2 separate regions of the Homo sapiens genome follow, and region 1 is linked to region 2. Evidence: read pairs that join two places in POLR2A ChIA-PET (ENCODE). Cell type or tissue: MCF 10A. All regions are shown on one strand. Each heading gives the region's core, and the rest is flanking DNA. Links, peaks and the distances in the headings are about the cores only. Region 1 overlaps VPS4B (vacuolar protein sorting 4 homolog B). Region 2 holds the start of SERPINB5 (serpin family B member 5).

Region 1 (10,449 bases), core at 812-8,811, 66 kb before region 2:
AAAAACAAAAAAGAAAAAAAAAATGTATCTTTTCGAAAATTAAAGATATGCAACTGATTTTTACCTGGGGCAGGGTAGGGAGAGGGAAACAAAACCAAATCCAATAGAGCAGACAAAAAAAGTGTCTTGCTTTACAACTGGAATAAGGCCACTTGGCACAGACCCACTGGGTTACCCAATAAATGCCAACTGAGTGCGCAGTGTGTGCCAGTAGTTTCAGGTGGTGGGGACACCACTACGCTTGAGTGTAAACTCAAGATTTTGCCCTTGGACTATATCTACCACTGAAGTTCTTGGCATCTAAAGATGTTCTCTATTCATTACCTGGTCTGTTGTCAACACATTATCCTTACAGTGTTTTCCTAGACATCCCAGTAGGGTAGGCAAGACAAAAATACTACCAAAACGAAGACACTAGTATAGCAAGGCTAAAAGTTTGGCTCAGGTAAGTATTTTCACTATTCAGTAACCAAGGCTGAACCTATAAAATGGAAATCCTTCCCAGTTATGCATTCTATTTGGTAAGATTCAAATGAACAAAATACATACTACCAATGGGTGAGCAAAAAATTCAATCTGAAAAATTGTTAGATAATTTATTTCGAAGAATAATCAAATCTCAGTGATTAACAAAGCCAGCCAACAAATAGATGCCTTTTTAGATAAACAGTGCTACCATTTATTGAGTCCCTAGACTTCGTCAGATATATGAGGTAGTTTTTACACTGTCATTAATCTTAAAAGCCCTGAAAGGAAGCTATTGCTCATTTCTATTTTAGAGATGGGGGACGCTGGTTCTGAGAGATTCAGTCACTTGCCCACAATTAGAAAGTTCTAAGTGGCAGACCCTTGAACAGAATCAAGATCTGAATGGAGCCAAAAACCTATGTCCCCTCTGTTATGCCACTGTGCTATAGTAGAACAGAATGAAAGGGCTTTACAGGTGTGGATGGTAAACACAGAAAGCTTAAACAATTAAATGTAAACAGGAACACTGAAAAGCAGATGAAGAGCAGTTAAGAAACAAAATAAACCATCAATAAGTGAGCTACAGCAACGGCAATAAAAGCCACGTGTAAGTCCTAACTTCTCCCACAGTAGTAAATTTTAATACCATCAAATTTTGCAGTGTGCTAATAGTATAAGTGTTACCTTCTCTAAAAGGCGGCAAATAAACAAAAAGAAAGAGCAAGTTGACTGAGAGCCTTTTAAAGGCAGATGTGAAGCCAACAAAACTATTACATAAAAAAGACCAAACCATGATCCTAGAGGGCAAACCCTAAGAAAACACTCTAAACAAAGCCAGCACATGACTATTGGGAACCAAAGCCAGTTCTTAAACTTCATTTAAATATAGAGGGAGAACAAAAACAATTCAAATAGACAATTCACTTTGAGTCTTTTTAATAGGATAGTAAATTTAAAAATGAAATCTAAAGCAACCTTGAAGTTGATTCTGTAGTTTCTTTTTTTCAGGATCATCAGATTCTCCTTCCCCATCACTGTCATTCCTAATAAAAAGAATTTAATATATTCAAATGATCACTCATTGCTATCAAATAAGGCAAAAATGAAGGAAAAATTAACCTGAAATATTTGTAATTTCAGTGGCAAAATCAGACATTTACATTAAAAGTTATGCTTACTTATTTTAAAGAATGTAGTAAATAAGAAGCAGTCACGTTATCATCAATAGAGAATCATGTAAAAGAAAGGGACAAAAAGACCAGAATGAAGTCAGGAACTAGCTCCAAATTCCCATGACATATTTAGGTATGTATTAATTCATAAATGCATGCCCCACACATCACTCCATGAAGGATTCAAGATGAATCACAGGAGAGCTGCAAACAACAACAGTAAAAACATCAGGACTGGGCAAGATATAAATTAGAACAAGAGGTCATATTAGGAGGAAAAAAATCTGGAACACTAAGGTACAAAGGTCTACAACCCTTAGTCTGGGGATTCCAAAGGACAGAGGAAGCTTCCTGATGACAATGAACTACACCCAAAGAACAAGTAGGTCGATCAAGGCATTTCATTCATATCTAGGGATTTATCTTGAGGAAATAATTTTAGACAAGTTCAAGCATTTGACCATAAGGATAATCACACCCACACTGTTTGCAAAAGGGGAAAAAGTAACTCATATTATAGGGACTAGCATATGACAGGATACATTGCAACATTTAAACGTGATGTAGAAATAGTTTATTGGAAAGATATTCCTGATACAATGTTAAGTATAAAAGTGATAAAGCCAAAAATAAGGCATTATATCATTTTTAAAACAATAACATATAAAGGGAGATAAAAGCATGACATGTTTTATGCCAAAATGGAATTGCCTTGGTTATCATAGGACGGTGGGGCTGTGGGTGAGGTAGACACTGCAAAAGATTCACATGACACTCACTCCAACCTCTTTCTATCATGCTGTCCAGTACTATAAAGGCTGTCCTTATTAAAAACAAACAAACAAAAAAAACCCTGCCGTTTCTCATCTCCCTTGTAGCTAGGGTTCCACATGAGACCTAAATTCTTCCAAGAAGGTGGGGGCTGCTCACAAGGAGACAGAATCTTCAGGCGAAGGCACTGGTTTTGCTGAGGGAGCTGCGCAGAGGATTTACTACCTGCTCCCAAGCACCATCAGTGCTTAGCAGAGGAGTTGGCAACAGTGGGATCCCTACTTGAACAACCCTGGTACTGTTGGCCATTTCTCCTGATTCCCTGGCCCCACTATTCTGTAAGGTAATACCCTATAATATATCCCTTTTTGCTTAAATTAGCCAAAGTGGGTCCTACTGTAAACGAAGATTGCTGTTCAGTACAAAAGAAAAACTGGCATCGCCTTGTCAGGTAATCATCTCAGAAGAGATCCTTACAGGGTTTTCAAGCAAGAGAGAAGAGCTTCTATGGACAAGGGAAGAGAAGCTTCTGCTGTCAAGGGAGTCTCAGTGACAGCTGGAGGTCCTGGGCAGTCAAGGTCAACTAAATTCTTCCCAATATTTTCACTTCATGTTTGGAGTCCCTGTTTTATACCAAATGTCCTCACTTTCATATAAGAAACCCTAAGTTGGAATTCAGTAATTTGTAAGATCAGACTATCATCTGATTTTTGTTAAGTCAGTGCTATCGATGAAGAAGATAACATGTTCTTAGGGTGTCACAGAAACTCCCTGGTTCCCCGATCACATCTTGAACAGAGAATATAAAACCTTGAGCTTAAGCTTATCATTTCCTTCAAACTCTGCCACATAGTTTGAAGCAGCCAAGTCAACACTGGTTCTTATATTCCTCATGTACTTCCAAATGGTCTGTGGTAGCAGCCACGAAGCCCCAAAGCACTGCCTAAAAGGCACTTCATTCCTTGTGACCACAGGGTATTGTCTAAATAACCTGCGCCACTGCATACCATGAACAATGAGAACCACATCCTCTAAAGCTGAGCAGAATCTCGCTGTTTTCAAACCCAAGCAGGCCAGATAACTCCATCCCAGAGTCTCATTTTCTTAAGGGTGTGTTACCTGGAACTACTGGCATCAATTAATAGGACAGCCAGAGAGGATGTGGTTAGAATATGTTCCCAGTGCTGAGCACAAACTTGGCACGCATATGTCATGTACTGAATAAACAAATTCTGCATCTAGAAGTGATACATCCCCCATCTAGGAAGACATGCCAAAAATCAGTTTCAACGTTTATAAGTTATGCTGTGTTGTTTTCTTTACAATGACAACATAAAGCAAATCTAACACAAATTCACATCAAAAAATTTTGCATAAGATATCCAAAAAAAATTTACATTGTTGGAGTTACTTTTCATTTTTTCCATGTGGTCAAAGGTTTAACTCTCTGGTCACTCCTATAACCTTAAGCTTCCATATTAGCTAATGGCCAGAGAGTAACTGAGTACTATTCCTACAAGCATTCTCTCCTCCTACTAGCAGGCAGTCAGGAAGGGTTGTTTGAGGAATATTATCCATTCAACTTGGCAAACTAGGGGTCAGCAAACTTTTTTTTGTAAAGGACCAAACAAGTAAATATTTTAGGTTTCGTGGGCCATACGGTCTCCACACAACCACACAACTTTGTTGTTACGGCACGAAAGCAGCCCTAGACAACAATATGTAAAAGAATGGGCACGGCTGTGTTCTGATAAAGCTTATTCCAAAAACAGGCAGCTGGGCAGCTTTGGCCCATGAGCCATAGTTTGCTGACACCTGTTTTAATCAAAAGAAATTTCACAAATCGAAAGCAAAAAGCCACAATAAAATTGAACAATTTTAAACACGTACCCCTTCTCATCTGCTGGACTCGGCTGTCCTTCTTTCACTGGCTTCTGTGCTTTTTTCTCTTTATTTTTCAGGTACTCCTTTAGTTTTTCTGCTCTATCAAGATATTCTGTACACTTTGCCCTGATACTTTGCTTGGCTTTATCACCCTGTGCTTCATCTATTAAAGGGAAATGAGAGAGATTTTTTTCCATTAGTATTCTATGTAGAAAGGTTTGAACTCTTAAATATGTATTTTTTCAGACAAGGAAATTCTATGTTGGAAGAAGGAGGGAAGATCATCTCTAACTCATCATAGCCAATGATTATCACCTCTTTTCTACCCCTTCCTCCAGCAGGGTTGGAGACCAACAGTGGGTCTGAATCAGAAACAACCTAAGCAAGACAGCAGGGTATATTAAGTTAATGTTAACTAACAGGAAATTATTTAATATTCTGAAGCTTTCATATTTTTCCCTTACATTTTTGCAGATAGTTCAAAGTTGCTTGTCTTAGACAAACCCAATTATAAAAAAGACAAATAGAAGGAAAGCAGTATTAATCATTTCTATGAATGTCTACAAAAGCTTTATTTCAGAAGAGTAAAGTGATGGAAATCCCATATATTCTGTGTAATACCAACATCGTAAATTTTACTACACAAAGGCCTCTGTCAGAGCTGTTTTCAAAGTGAACTTTGGCAACACGTGCAATAGATGGGATGAGCCCCACATAGCTTACAGGTTATGACTCATTCTTAGTCTCACTTTAACATAAAACCTCAGAACTAAATGGGAGAAGCTCAAAAGAACATCTTCAATCATCTAACTGCATTCCATTTAAGAGCTATGAGGGCAGGGGTCTTAACCATTTCTTTCCATTGTATCCCCAGTGCCTGCCACGTGGTACACACGCAATACATATCTGTAAAGACACAAATAGAATGTCTCCTAACCTATTTTCCACTGACTAGACTACATTTTAAGATGTTTACATATACAAAGTAATAACTATGATGGCTGTCACATTTGCTAGCTACATCTCAATACTTAAAAATCACTAGAAAGAAAGTGGAGTATTTTTTTTTTTTAACAAATGGATCGTTTAGAATTGTCTGGCATTATATTTCAATTTTTTAGAAATGAAACAGAATAAATTTTCCTTTTCGTGTTTTTAAATAAAATATAACCTATGGCCTCACATTTAACGACATGAAGAAAATACTGCACAGCATGCTGATAGAGCTGAAGGGCTTCTTCGTAGTTCCCAGCCTTGTCTTCTTGCGCTGCTTTGCTAGCCAGATCTATCGCTTTCTGTTTGAGGGAGGCAAAATAACAACATTTAAATCAAAGCATAAACATAAATTTGAAGTAAATAATCATACTGAAAGTTTTTTTTTTTTTTAAAGCTTCTCAGCTTGCTGGGCTGTGAAAGAAAACAAAAATAAGTAAAAAATAAACAGTAACTAAAAAATCATTTTTTTCTAACTCACAACTGTATTTTATTATAAATTACAAGTTGAAAAGATGCAAATTACATGTTATAGGAATAAATGCTACTGAATGTTACTTTAGTACCAATCGCTAACATTTACATGTAATTTTCACTTAGCTAAAGTTAAATTTAGGGCTAATAAGAAATAATAGAATGTGAAAATTCAAACTAAACAAGCATTTAGAGAAATTCTCAAAAATTAAATGCTGCTTTAATCTAAAAGATATAACAATAGTGGAAATGTAAATGGGGTGAAACCTCTTCAGAAGCAATGGGGCAATGAAATATCAAGAATCTGAAAAATACTCATATATTTCAATCCAGTAATTAACTAAAAGGTTTACTGAGCACAGATATTATCAGAGAGGTCTTTTAAATAACAAAAACAAAACCTGGAAACTTAAATCATAAAGGATGCCACAAAACAGAACACCAAAGGATCACTAAAATAACATTAAGAAATATTTGTAATAATATGGAAAGTGTTAATAATGGGCATTTTTAAAAAGCAGGACACAACTTTTTATATGTAGCAGGAATTTATTTGAAACAACAGCAGAAAAAAGCAGCACAGGAAAAAGATGGGAAGGAAATTGTTAAACAGAGTTTATCTTTGATAAAACATATATTTTTCATTTTCTACTTTTTCACATCTTCTAAAAAATGTCCATAAGGAACATGGACTACTTTTGTGGCATTTTTTTAAAAAGTCCCAGAAATAAATCCATACTAATAAAGCCAAGAGATTTTTGAAAATGATGCAAAAAGCCAGTCAATGGCACCGAGTCAGGCTTTTTAAGAAGTGGTGCTAGAGGAACTAGACATCCATAAGCATACACCTAAAAGAATTCTGACTTAAACTTAATACTTCCTACAAAAATTAACTCAAAAATGGATCATAGAATTAAATGTAAAACTACAAAACTTTGATTCTTATTTATTTGTTGAGACGGGGCTCCATCTCACTATGTCGACCAAGCTAGCCTCAAACTCCTGGGCTCAGGTGATCATCCTGCATCAGCCTCCCCAAATAGCAGGATCACAAGTCCACACCACCGCACCCAGCTAAAACTTTTAGAAAAAACATGGAAAACTTAGGATCTGGGGATGCGCAGAGTTCTTAGATTTGACATCAAAAGCATACTATATAAAAGAAAAAAAAAGGTAACTGGATCTTATGACAAAACTTTTGCTCTCTGGAAGATTTTGTTAAAAGGATGAAAGGACAATCTATAGACTGGGAGAAATATTTGCAAAACATATCTAACAAAGAACTAGTATCGAGAATACATAAAGAACTCTCAAAATGTAACACATATCTACATGTGATAAAACTGCACAAACAACCACACCCACACACATAAAAACACATAAGGACAAGTAAAACTGGGAAAATATGAGTAAGAGTGGTGGAATGTATCAATATCAATATCCTGGTTGTGATATTGTCCCAGTTCTACAAGATGCTGCCACTGCAGACAACTGGATAAAGGGAATGCTGGATTCTCAGTATTTCTTACAACTGCGTGTGAATCTACAATTATCTCAAACTAAAATTCTCCTGAGCTCAGGAGTTTGCGACCAGCGTGGGCAACACAGTGAAACCCCGTCTCTACTAAAACACAAAAAATTGACCAGGCGTAGCGGCATGCGCCTATAGTCCCAGCTACTTGGGAGACTGAGGCAGGAGAATTGCTTGAACCCGGGAGGCGGTGGTTGCAGTGAGCCAAGATCATGCCACTGCACTCCAGCCTGGGCAACAGAGTGAGACTCCACCTCAAAAAAAAAAAAAAAAAAATTATGCACAGATACATACAAATAAAGGGCAAACATGACTTATTAAAACATTCCAACTGGGTTAATTTAGGTAGTAAAACTATTCAACAGAAATAGGTGCCAGTAAAAAAAAATGAAAATTGACAGTTGTTAGAGATATTAAAAAGTAAGTATATAACATAAGCAAAAAATCATTCAAACAATGCAAAAACCAATTATGTGTAAGAATATTACATTTTGGGGCAGTTGAGCATGGATTGGATATAACTGGGCTGAGATCTGTAAATGGGAGGAACAGGTCTCCCGCTGGAAGACCATGCTTCCTCTATTGTAGCAGGGAAGAAAAATAAATGGTTTACTTCAGAATTGATAAAATGTAATAGTTACGTATCTCACAGGTCAAGTAGCCTAAATTCAAAGCTAAATTTTCAAGTTTTATCAGCTAGTATATGAACATAAAACATGGAGTCACACAGTCAAGTGGTGGTTAGGTCAGACTGGTCATATAAAAATGCACCACAGCCAAGATTGTGCCACTGCACTCCAGCCTGGGTGACAGAGTGAGGCCAAGCACAGTGGCTCACGCCTGTAATCCCAGCAGTATGGGAGGCCGAGGAGGGCGGATCACTTGAGGTCAGGAGTTCGAGACCAGCCTGGCCAATATAATGAAACCCCATCTCTAAAAATACAAAAAATATTAGCCAGGCGCCTGTAATCCCAGCTACTTGGGAGGCTGAGTCAGGAGAATCGCTTGAATCCGGGAGACAGAGGTTGCAGTGAGCCGAGATCATGCCACTGCACTCTAGCCTGGGTGACAGAGCAAGACTCTGTCTCAAAAAAGAAAAAAAAAAATGCATCTCAAAGCCTCAGTGGTTAAGCCACATAGCAGAAATAAATCCTTTTTCTTTTTTCTTTTGAGATGGAGTCTCACTCTTGTCGCCCAGACTGGAGTGCAATGGCGCCATCTTGGCTCACTGCAATCTCTGCCTCCCAGGTTCATGTGATTCTCCTGCCTCAGCCTCCCCAGTGGCTGGGATTACAGGCACCCACCACCATGCCTGGCTAATTTTTGTATTTTTAGTAGAGATGGGATTTCACCATGTTGGCCAGGCTGGTCTCAAACTCCTGACCTCAGGTGATACACCTGCCTCAGCCTCCCAAAGTGCTGGGATAACAGGCGTGAGCCACCGTGCCTGGCCTAGAAATAAGCTCTTTCTTATCCTAACTATAATTTTCTTCTCAGGTGATTTTGAAATGCTGTGCCACTCACCTCTTCAGCCACTTGTTCCTCTCATTCAGTCAGGCCTCACTGAGGCACCACACTGATTTTTATTAAGTTAAATCTCTTATACTGCAGTGGGTATTATTTAAGCATCTAGCTCCAAACATAGTGCTAATTAAACCAGCCTTTCCCTGATGATGAGAATGTCTGTATATGGCTTCTGAGCACTTGAAATGTGGCTAGTGTGACTGAGGAGTGAGTTTATGTAATTAAAATAGCCACATGCAGCCACTGTACTGGGTGGCACACGTTAAACCTTTAATCGAAGACGATGAATTAAGAGGATATGCATCTGTTTTTTTTCTGCTGATGAATACCATTTCAACCTTATTTCTGTTAACATTTTTCATCTGAAATAAAATTAACCATGTCTGTTAGCATTTTTCATTTGAAATAAAATTAACCATGTCTTCTATGGTTAATTCTGGAGAGCTAATTATTTTATTTTTTCATTCCAGAAAGCTTTACCGGAGGGATCCATACAAAGGACATCCCCGCACTTCCATAGTTTCTTGATGGACATGTTTTACTCTCTATCCTTCTGCATGACGCTGGCTACTGCTATCTCAAAGTCCTCCTGGGTGACATGCACTCGCCGTTCCCTCAGGGCATATATGCTGCTTTCTCTGTATATGACTTTCACTTCAGCCCCTGATGCTCCTGGCATAAGCTTGGCAATTTTTCTCTGGTTGATCCCCTGGGTCAGGTTCCTTTTCAGAGAATGGATCTTCAAAATGTCCAGCTGGAATTCAATTTTTCTGTTGATGTGCCCTGAGTGAAGCAGTGGTCCATGATAACCTTGATCTTCTTGGGGGCCTCAAAGCTGTCCAGTTGGTTGAGCAGTTCCAGCACGATGTGCAGCACTTCACTGTCCCCTCCAGAACCCCCCTCCAGCTGCGAGGAGCTGATGGAGCTGATGACAGATGGCAGGTCCTCATGCCATGACAAACAGCTCCCTCACCATTCTTGGCCCTTCCCCGATGAATTTCTATACAAATTCAGAGCCAGGGATATGAACAAAGGTACAGTCTGTATGGTGAGCCACAGCCTAGGCAAACAGTGTCTTCCCAGTGCCTAGAGGTCCGTACAGCAGTACCACCCTGGGTTGTGTGATACCCAGTGCTTCAAAGAGCTTGGAATGCTTAACAGGCTGCTCGATCACTTCTGTGATGTCCTTAATCTGCTTGTCCAGTCCACCAATCATCTCTTAAATCAAGGTTGGCACCTTCTCCACCATCACTGGTGACACCAGTGGGTCTACTTTGCTGGGTATGATATTGTGCAGTGTGTCGCTATCATTTCTTAGCGCCCCCCTGGCAATTGGGTCTCATGTCATTGATGTTGCTGTTTCTGTCCACATCTAAGACAAACTTGCCCTTGGGATACACCTTGACTAACACTTTCTCCTTATTCATGGCCCGGACTACTTCCCTTATACAGGAGCCCTGTTCCTGCAGCAGCTGTAGCTCCTCCTGCAATAGGTGAACTTTTGCATTGAGTTCATTCATTTATGCCTGCAGCCTCTGGAGGTCCTGGCTGTTATCATTCACTACTGACTGGAGTTCTTCAGTCTCAGACAGATAATACTGGCAGAGTCTGTTGCCTGTCTTCCCCTCTTCC
Region 2 (10,449 bases), core at 1,740-9,739:
GTCTTCCTCGTATGACTTTAAAAAATGCTCACACAAGGCGCTGTGGGTGTATGTTCTTCACCATTTGGAAACAAGGTTTGGACTTAGTGGAAGCAAGCTTGCTTTAGCGAAGAGCTGCGCTTCTCCTTGGCACATTTCAGTTGCATCACCTATCAAGGCAGAGATCATGGCCTGCAACTGAGTCAGCACACTGGCTGATGGTACAGAGGAGGAGAAGGGAGGAGGAGGGAGAAAGAAGTCAGGCGTGTTCCCATTTGAGCAGCTCTCCCCTGCGGGGGCTGACACTCTCGGAGGTGCTCCTGAGCACCCCAGAGCCCCGGGCTTGGGCTCTCCTCAACCCGGCTCACCTGGGGTGTGGGTGGCGGTAGGGGTGGTGTGCCAAGATGACGTGCTCATCTCAGGACGACGTCAGCTTCTGTTGTGCAGCTGAGAGGTCTTATGCCTCACAAAGATGCTCTGGAATTTCCACTGCTTAAGAAATGCAACTTTTTAATCATAAGAAATGATATATGGTGATTGTTGAAAATTTGCAAGATATGCCAAGGATATGGAAAAATAATCTTTAATTTTGCCAGCCAGAAATAACTATTATTAAAATTGTTTAGGCCAGGCGCGATGGCTCACACCTGCAATCCCAGCACTTTGGGAGCCCCAGCCGGGCGGATCACCTGAGGTCAGGAGTTTGAGACCAGCCTGGCTAACATGGCAAAACCCCGTCTCTACTAAAAATACAAAAATTAGCTGGGCATGGTGGCACATGCCTGTAGTCCCAGCTACTTGGGAGACTGAGGCAGGAGAATCCCTTGAACCCGGAAGGCAGAGGTTGCAATAAGCCAGTAGAAATTAGGAGCTTCTGCTTCTTGTTATAAAGCACTTAAGGGTTGCTTAATTTTGTATTAGCAAATTAGATATTTAGAGGACTTGAAGAAAATATATAAAATAATTTTTTTTTGAGACGGAATTTCGCTCTTGTCACCTACGTTGGAGTGCAGTGGCCTAAGGGATTTGTCACTCAATTTTTTGCTCAGATATGCCTTTACGCATAGTATTAAGCATTTTATTTATTCATATATATTTTTAATAGAGACTGTGTGTTGCTGTGTTGCCCAGGCTGGTCTCAGACTCTGAACACAAGTGATCCTCCTGTGTTGGCCTTCCAAAGTGTTAGAATTACAGGTGTGAGCCACCGCGCCTGGTTAACGAAGCATTTTAGAGGCAAATTGTGCCACTTCTACTATCTGGTTTTGGTTTAACTCTGGGGTCCTGTTTAACTCTATTTTTTTTCACTGTGGTCTTTTTTTTTTTCTCTTAAGTTTGCTTCTTAGAAAATTTCACACAGCCTGTTTTCTGTAATATAGTACAGTTTATCATTTAATATAAAATTTCTTCTAGACAAACACCAGAAGTTGAAAAGACAAAAAGTATGAAATAAATCCTCAAAATAGAGTAGTTAGGAAAAAGAATTATAAATCTGGGGCTTTTAAAATAGTTTTTTTTCCATCTCAGTCAGAAACTTTAAAGCAGTCACTTTATCTTCCCTGACTCAGTTTCTCCACAAGTGAAAAGACATAATAGTCCACAGTGACTAGTTAGGATCCTTTATAGTCAACTGTGAATGGCTGGAAACGTGGACAGCTAATATGATTCCACTATTGTATGGGAGAGGCATCATGTGAATTAGTGGGAATCACCTTTATTAGTGAAGAAAAAAATCACTTGATGATTTGTAGGAATCCGGGGAGAATGCTGAGAATTTGTGGCTGAAACTTCTCTTAGGAAAAGAGAGAGATTGAGTGAGAGCGAGAGCGAGACAGAGAGAGAGAGAGAGAGAGAAAGCGAGAGGCACATGCTAGAACAAAGCTCCTTTCATTTGTTCCTGGGAGTGGCTGGGTGTGTCAAATCATCCCTCAGCCTCGATGCTGAGTAATCAAGTATAATATTTGCAAAGCTTCAACCTATAGGTAAGAAAAAGCACCAACAAAACAGTCTCCTAGGTTATTAAATATTTAGTCCAATGATTACTTGTGTTGAACTAGAGGAAGTTATTGCTTCATACAATTGTATAATGAATGAATGAATAATTCATTCTTTGAGCTATGTATCTCCCCTCCAAAAAATCTACTCTTTTAAATATATAGTCAATAAAATGGTTTTTGTGGCAAATAAAGAGAGGGGAAAACATTATGGATTATTTTTGAAATTATAGAGCAAATGCTTTTTCCTACAAACAGGTGTATTCTTTGTCACTAAATTTTTTTAAATAAATCATTTATTTGGTTGGGTGCGGTGGCTTACGCCTGTAATCCCAGCACTTTGGGAGTCTGAGGCAGGTGGGTCACAAGGTCAGGAGATCAAGATCATCCTGGCTAACAAGGTGAAACCCCGTCTCTACTAAAAAATAAAATAAAAAAAAAATTAGCTGGGCATGGTGGCGGGCGCCTGTAGTCCCAGCTACTTGGGAGGCTGAGGCAGGAGAATGGCATGAACCCAGGAGGTGGAGCTTGCAGTGAGCCGAGATCGTGCCACTGCACTCCAGCCTGGGCGACAGAGCGAGACTCCGTCTCAAAAAAAAAAAAAAAAAAAAAAAAAAAAAAAAAAAAAAAAGAATCATTTATTTTACAAATGTAAAGTGTTTGGGATGAATCAGATGTACTGGTCTTCATATACAAAGAGAACTGGAGGAAAGGTAGCTGGTATTTAAGGAAATGTCAAACTGACTTCAAATTTTGGGTTGAATTCATCCTTAGTTGAATTCCTGTCGGGTAGGGTTATTTCCCACTCATTCATTCTCTACCCACTATGTGCTAAGTACCCACTATGTGCCAGATACTATTCTAAGTTCTTGGACTACATCAGTGAAAAAAACAGACCAAAAAAATCTGCTTAGATTTCAGCTGAAGGAGGCCATCAACAGTAAACATAATAAGTGAATTGTATAGTATATCATATAGAAAACTATAAAATCTGGCCTTATATCTGCTTCTTATAGGTTCAAAGTTCATCAAGAAGAAGGGAGATCAAAAATACTCTGGAGTTGACTATTCATGGGCCCACATAAAAAGCTTTTCATGAGGCAAGAGACTGAAGATTATAACAGGATAATAACACCATATTGTTATTTTTATGTTGTTGCTCTCTGAGTTATTAGTATGAGTAGAACCTTTTTTCTTATAAGTCTGATGCTTCTAAGTCCACTTGTTAACATAATTGACATGACAACTTTGTTCTTTCCAGGCATTTCCTTCAGGATGTATGTTTTTTTTTTTTTTTTTTTTTTTTTTTTACAGTATAACAATTAGTGTAGGTATCTGACTTATAGAAATGCAAAGCTAAACTGTAGTCGGCTTGAGATCCATAGTTAGGTCTTATTCTGGGTCTTGCCCAGGGTCTGACACACTCAAAAAATGCTTATTCAGTCAATCACAGACTCCAATCAAAATGTCCAGTTAAAACAGGGAAGCAGAGTAGAAACCTATTGAATGCAGAAGACTTTATTGAGGCCACTCTTTCCTAAAATTAATCAGCAGGCATGTTCTCCAGAAACTAGTTTGAAATTCTGTAATTTAAAAAATGTGAACTGCTTGTATAACTCCATCCTCTCCCACTTTTCTGTTTTCTAGTGTCTTTTTAGGTAGAATTCTAAAGAACTTAAAATTTTGGCTGCCGTGGAAAAGAATATTACTGGGAAATGGGTCTTCTCAGTCAAATAGAATCACAGTTTTAATACTCTTTCCACTGAATGGGAACCACTTTTTTTTTTCCTGCAATTTTGCCTAAATCAACAGTGTGTTTTGTCAATGATGTTACACCTGAGACTTGTGAGTCCTTGCCTTACTTGGGTTCAATGAGAGGGTGAGAACATTCACGTACAGGGTCTGACCTCCAGAGATACTTCAACAAGTGAAAGCTTTTGACAGGAAATGTTCTGTTTAATCTTTTGTTAACATATCTGTCCAATATACCTTGTATCATCCCAGCTCTGGACCTCCGTTCTCAGGCTTAAATGGTCTCCTGATGTCCAATGATGCTGCCTCCATGATCCTTCCCCAGTCATAGCCAGACTGAAAAGGTCACACCCATCTCTGAACTACTTTTGTCATTTGCACCTCTCTTAAGTCCCTTATTACATGCCTCCAGATACTTTCTTTTGTTTCTTGTCTTCCTACTGTACCCTTTGGGGAGAGGGAACATGTCTTATAGCCCCAGTCGAATGGTGCCTCTAATTTTCACCCAGTTAGAATCACCCAAAGGCATTTCACTTTGCTAGAACTTCCTTGGGTATTGTTGAATTCCTGTCATTGGAAATGTTTCTGCCCCGGTTGAGCAAGCACTGAACAGGAGTGTTTTAGAGGGAATTAAAACTTCAAAAAGGAGAATAGAGAGGCTCTACCATTTAAATGCAAGTCGCTTGAAATCTGTAGACCACAGTAGCAAGCACGAAGCAGGTATTCAATAAATGTGGTGAATTCAATGTCAATAACATGCTCCAGTCTTTTGTCCACTATTCCCCGAGCCTACCTAACCAATGGGCAAAGTGGTACTAATTGCCATCATTAGGAAGCACATGCTATGTGTCAGAAAGTATGTAAGAATTGTCTCTTCATCCATCTCTGTCTATATCTCATTTTATCGATCTTATTGACAAATGAGAACTATATATAGATCTCATTTTACAGATGAGGAATCTGAAGATAAAGGGATTAAGCAATTTGCTCAGGATTTCTCAAGCAATGAGTGGTTAGACTTAGTTTGCAAATTTATGACTCTGCTCCCAAATTCTCATTTTCCCTCCTACAGCTGGATAATAGAATTTTTAAGAAGCATCCTTCCACACCTCCTCACCTATGACCTTCCCTCCACTTGCTCCACTGATGCCTAAAATTCTGTTTTTGGAGTTCACTTAGTTTATGACTTTGATTCTGGTTAACATTAAAATACCCAGGACATGGGGGAGGGGAAGCTGTTATCAATCTTAGTTTAGTCAGTTAATATAGCGAGTTGCTCTTATTCATTACTCAACAAGCACTTATTGACTGCATACTGTACATCAGGTCTGTACCAAGCTTTGGTGTTATAAAAATGAATGAAGTTTGGCACTTACCTTTAACATTGTTGTAGTCACATATAGGAGAATGTAAGAGATTATTATGAAACAATGTAGTAAATGTACAATAGGGAATTCTAGATAAGCACAGCAGAGAAGCAACCAGCTCCGTTTCAGGTCCTTTCCTGAGACTGATTCGGCTGGAAGGGAGTAGGTCCCGCCAAATGAAGAAGCTGTGGGAAGACAGGAGGACAAGAACAGGCTCCACGAAGAGATTTCAGAGCAGAGCTGCGTACTCCTTTTTCTTTTTGTTTCTTTTGCTCTGTCACCCAGGCTGAAGTACAGTGGTTAGCTCACGGCTCACTGCAGCTTTGACCTCCCAGGCTCAAGTGATCCTCTCGTCTCAGCTTTCCAAGTAACTGGGACCACAGGCATGCATCACCACACTAGGCTATTGTTTTACATTTTTTGTAGAGATGGGGTCTCACCATGTTGCCCAGGTTGGTCTCAAACTCCTGGGCTCAAGCAATCCGCTCACGTCAACCTCCCCAAATGCTGGGATTACAGGCGTGAGCCACCGCGCCAGGCCTGAGTAATCCTAATCACAGGATTTTAAAAAGAAACTTCCTGCGCCACCCATTAAACAATATCTCCTACCAATTTGGTAGTAAATATTTTGCTAATAGTACCTAATTTTTAGGTAGGCACTGTGTTTATACATATATCCATTCCTTCTTTTTTGATTGTCTTTCTGTTTAATGGGCAGCTACCTCTCTTGGCATCTAGCAGAATGAGCTGCTGCAGTTTACACAAAAAGAATGGAGATCAGAGTACTTTTTGTGCCACCAACGTGTCTGAGAAATTTGTAGTGTTACTATCATCACACATTACTTTTATTTCATCGAATATTTCACCTTCCGGTCCTGCGTGGGCCGAGAGGATTGCCGTACGCATGTCTGTACGTATGCATGTAACTCACAGCCCCTTCCTGCCCGAACATGTTGGAGGCCTTTTGGAAGCTGTGCAGACAACAGTAACTTCAGCCTGAATCATTTCTTTCAATTGTGGACAAGCTGCCAAGAGGCTTGAGTAGGAGAGGAGTGCCGCCGAGGCGGGGCGGGGCGGGGCGTGGAGCTGGGCTGGCAGTGGGCGTGGCGGTGCTGCCCAGGTGAGCCACCGCTGCTTCTGCCCAGACACGGTCGCCTCCACATCCAGGTCTTTGTGCTCCTCGCTTGCCTGTTCCTTTTCCACGCATTTTCCAGGATAACTGTGACTCCAGGTAAGCAAGGTGGGGTAGCAGGGCTGGTGACTTCCTTTTTTCAGGGAAATTCATAAATATCGTTATTTGAGCTGATTTGAGATGGTGAACAAAATGGACTTAGGTCCATTTTGGGGCTGTTTTCAAAGACGGGCTGTTGGGTTGAGTACTGTCGCCTCTCATCCCCCATGTTGGCAGTATTTCCAGCTCCCAACCCTTTGAGCACCAGGAACACTGCAGAGGGAGTAAAATCACTTAACCATACAAGGTAAGAATATGAAGAAGTCACGTGGCTCGGAGGTTTTGGTGGTAGAGGGGTGCAACCGTGATTCACGGAGGAGAAAATACTTCTGAGGACATTTTCAGGCCTACTTTGGAACTCAGAATGAATTTTGCAATGCTAGTTTCAGAAAGGGTGTGGTACCCGCAAACTGGGGAAAGTTGAGAAGTATTGGTGGGTCTGGCTGGCTCTTCTCCCTGGCTGACGTTGTAAGGCTGAGATTTAGGCATATGGACTGCCCTTCTTTTTGGCATTTTTAAGCATCAGATCGCTGTTCATCTACTTGCAACTGCATTCTTCTAAGCGGAAATTATTCTCCCTTCAGTTTTCTGGGTTTCAGCATAACTTTAAACAAGTTACACATTTCAGATGCATATTCTTGGACTTATAAATTGTAATAGCTGCTTGTAGTTTCTTACTCATATGCTGTACACTTTTTCTTATGGCTTCATTTAAGCATATCATACTAAAAACCAACATGCCAGGCTATTCCAGAGACTTGTAACCAGATCCTCAGAGCTGGGGGCTCTTAGACATATTTCAGCCCAGCCCCCTCATTCTGTAGATGAGGAGCAGAACTCACAGAGGTGATCTGGTGTCCAAAGGCACACAGCTTGTAAGTAGCACCGCTGAGATCAAATCAGGCCTTCACACTTGCAGCTCGGGATGTTTCCACAACACCGTGGGTTCTGTTACCATCTTTTTCATCCCCTACATCTCCCGGGAGGTTTTCGATAATGGGTTCCAAACCTCAGTCCCTGTCAGTTAGTGTAAGTGTTCGATGAGTTCCTTCATGGGTGGAGATGAAGCCTGTCTGAGGAAAGGAGTCTCCAAAGGAAATGAGTCAGCAGGTTTATATCTTTGCTTCCTAACGCCTTGAATTGTGCCACTTCAATCCCTCTGGGTTGTGGATTGACTTTGGGGCTATGCAGTCTCAGCGATTTGGGCCATTCTGGTGTGGCTGAGTCTGGCTGTAAGTTTACTGCTTGGCAACAGTGGGCTGGGTCAGTGGTCAAGATCAGGCTTCTAAAGAGACAGGAGCAGCTATGATGCTTCAGAGCAAAGCAGACGCCCCCCTGCCATGGGAAATTAAAGCAATTACTAATAGCTGTATTGTACTTTCTTGCCCACAAAGCACTTTTCATATACATTGATTCACTTAATCACTTCGTTTAGTCCTCATAGTCTTTCACATTGCAGAAACTTCAAAATATCCTATTTTCTTAATCCTGCACATCCTTTGCTCCTCAAAGACTTAGAATGTGGACAACAGAGGTTGTGTTTTTTGGCATTCCATTACTGATATTATAATAGGCAAGGTTTCTCATGGCATTCCCTAAGGACTGGTTATACCAAATACTTGAGAGATGTTTTTCACCATGTCTTTCCATCTTTAAAATGAGGCAGGCCAGGCTAAATGATATCTACGATACTCTGACACAGTAAAAACGTAGTTTTTTTTTTTTTTTTCTTGAGATGGAGTCTTGCTTTGTCACCCAGGATGGAGTGCAGTGGCACGATCTTGGCTCACCGCAACCTCACCCTCCCAGGTTCAAGTGATTTTTCTGTCTCAGCCTCCCAAGTAGCTGGGATGACAGGCACGTGCCACCACGCCCGGCTAATTTCTATATTTTTGGTAGACACAGGGTTTCACCATGTTGGCCAGGCTGGTCTCGAACTCCTGACCTCAAGTGATCTGCCCGCCTTGGCCTCCCAAAGTGCTGGGATTACAGGTGTGAGCCACTGTACCCGGCCAAAAGTTAAGGTTTTAAGGGATGAAAAAACTATACTCATAGCTCTGTTTAAATATGCACGCCCGTGATGTGTGGGTGAAGAGTGTGGTTGATGGTCTATAAGTAAAATGAACATATATTGTTCAAATCAGGATATGTTTGAGAGTAAACGGGGCACTGTTATCAATGTCAAGACAACAGACATAAACCAGGATTGTCCCAGGCAAAGTGGGATGTATATATCCTACCCACAGGACTTTTTTCTCACCTAAATGGTCTAAAGACAAAAAATGTGAGGACCATTGGCTCAGATGCATAAAAAACTTAGGAAATCTTCATACAAAGACCAGTGACAAGCTATAAGTCTAGAGAAGTGAGCACGGCCCTACCCCCAGCCCAGTACATGCGTCTCCATTCACTGGGGCCTCTCTGAATTGAGTCAGTTCTCCCTGTCCCACGTTTTTGCAAGGCTAACTCCTACTTATCCTGTAGGACTCACCTTTAATGTGACTTACTCAGTTGTCACTGTCTCTGAGGAGGTGTCACTGAGGTTTCTAGTATGGGGGGTCTGTCACTCCTGGGGATCCCATAGTGACTTGGGTGCTCATCAAAACACTTAAAACAGTCATCATACCACTAACTGACAGCTCCTTGGAGGCAGGGGCTATGTCGTTTTCACCTTTTCTTAATGCTTACCCTGACACAAATTAGGTACTCAGTTAATACTTACTAGATGAAAGCAACATCATACCAAGAGTTTACAACATAAGTGGCAGAAAGGGAACAAGGGCTTCTTCAAGTAGGAAAATCATAGGGAAGAAGTTTTGTGTCGATTGAACAAACCATGCAGGATATGTTGATATCTTCAAGGGGAGACTTCAGGACATGCAGGATTTTTGGAACTCGAGAGACTTCTGAGAGAACAAATGCCAGCAAAGATGCAATTAACAAGAAAGCAGGTGATCAGGTGTGGCGGGGAAGTGCCAGGCTGGGAGCTAGAAGCAATGAATTCTAGGTCTGGTTTTGCCACTCTCACTCCCTGCGTGGGTGGCCTGGGAGACTCACTTCATCTTTGTCTGCCTCATTTTCCTCATCTGTAAAATGAAGAGGTGTGGCCAGCCTAGATCCTCTCCAAGATCTTGTCCCACTTTCAAGGTTTATAATTTGCACAGATTGCGAAAGCAAGGTACTTGGAAATAAGTTCTTAAAACTGCATTTGTATTACTGCTTGAACTTCCATCTATCTCACTTTCCTATGGTTAAAATAAAGTTCCTTTTAAACTTTTAAGTGCTGAAAGATGTAGCGTTTTCTACATTGCAACTATAAACGAAGTTCTCCTTGTTAAAATGGTTACAGGGTTTTCACAGAAATGGAAGAAGACCCTTGTGACAAGGCAACAGAATGAAAAAAAATTTGTAGCAATTTTAGCACTTTCAACAGAAGTCATTAGGCACATTAAATTTATTATATAGGAATTGCTAATCTCTACTCTGGTACTTGCAATTTTATAGCATTTGATCATGCAAAATGGTCTGTGTAGGAAGTTTGTATTTTTTCCAGGTCATGTATTGTTAACATTGCTGAGGTTTGTTTAAATGCTTTGATTGTCTTGCAACACAGTCATGTGGCAACTGTGGCCAAAGTCATCTTTTGAGCTACCTCAGACCAGATCAACTTTATAGTGTTTTTAGGTCACTTGGGACTAATCACAGAGCCACTGATCAGATTTACCGGGCAGTATTTGATTGATTACTTAGTGGGTGATTTTTTGCAACTACAACCTTTTCCATGTACAGACCTTTTCTGTTTCCTTTAGCCAGCATCAAACAATGCTCTTGCCACTGGGACCCCAGATACTAAGGGCTGTATGACCTTCCCAGACATGAAGGAGAATTTTCTGAGAAAGGAGCCAGTCAGCATAGGAACAGGAAGGCAGATCTCTTTGCGTTCATGCACTGAGGATTAGCATGCAAAGGAAGGGACTCACTCAAAGGGAAGGTCCGCCAATGGTGAGAGAAAGCCCCAGAGATGTTAGGATGTCAGATGTGCACTGATTTACATCTCCAACAGGGACCTGGATCTAAGCCTTGAATTGCAACACAGCATTAATTGTATTGTGTAATTAACTACACT

What was found. ChIA-PET counts read pairs that join two places held together with the same protein. Peaks named below come from ENCODE experiments on the same cell type or tissue, not always from the same donor. Only the 100,000 strongest peaks of a DNase experiment are listed, where the experiment ranks them.
Region 1: POLR2A ChIA-PET joins it to region 2 with 15 read pairs; 3 of 35 experiments call an interaction of 5 or more read pairs at or near these places.

What each region holds. Positions count from the first base shown.
Region 1 is chr18:63,405,989-63,416,437 of GRCh38, forward strand. It overlaps VPS4B (vacuolar protein sorting 4 homolog B), which reads right to left. Exons shown (of 11, transcript NM_004869.4): 2 at 5,479-5,590; 3 at 4,302-4,458; 4 at 1,444-1,511. It also overlaps the pseudogene LOC100422317. Among named protein-coding and RNA genes, the nearest start is that of VPS4B, 11 kb to the right of the region's middle. In MCF 10A, for the core only: no CTCF peak of the experiment used is centred there; DNase peaks (open chromatin) are centred at 3,593 and 5,003.
Region 2 is chr18:63,470,723-63,481,171 of GRCh38, forward strand. It overlaps SERPINB5 (serpin family B member 5), which reads left to right and starts at 6,236. Exons shown (of 7, transcript NM_002639.5): 1 at 6,236-6,323. RefSeq lists an enhancer at 4,985-6,184. In MCF 10A, for the core only: no CTCF peak of the experiment used is centred there; DNase peaks (open chromatin) are centred at 1,879, 6,099, 6,519 and 7,429.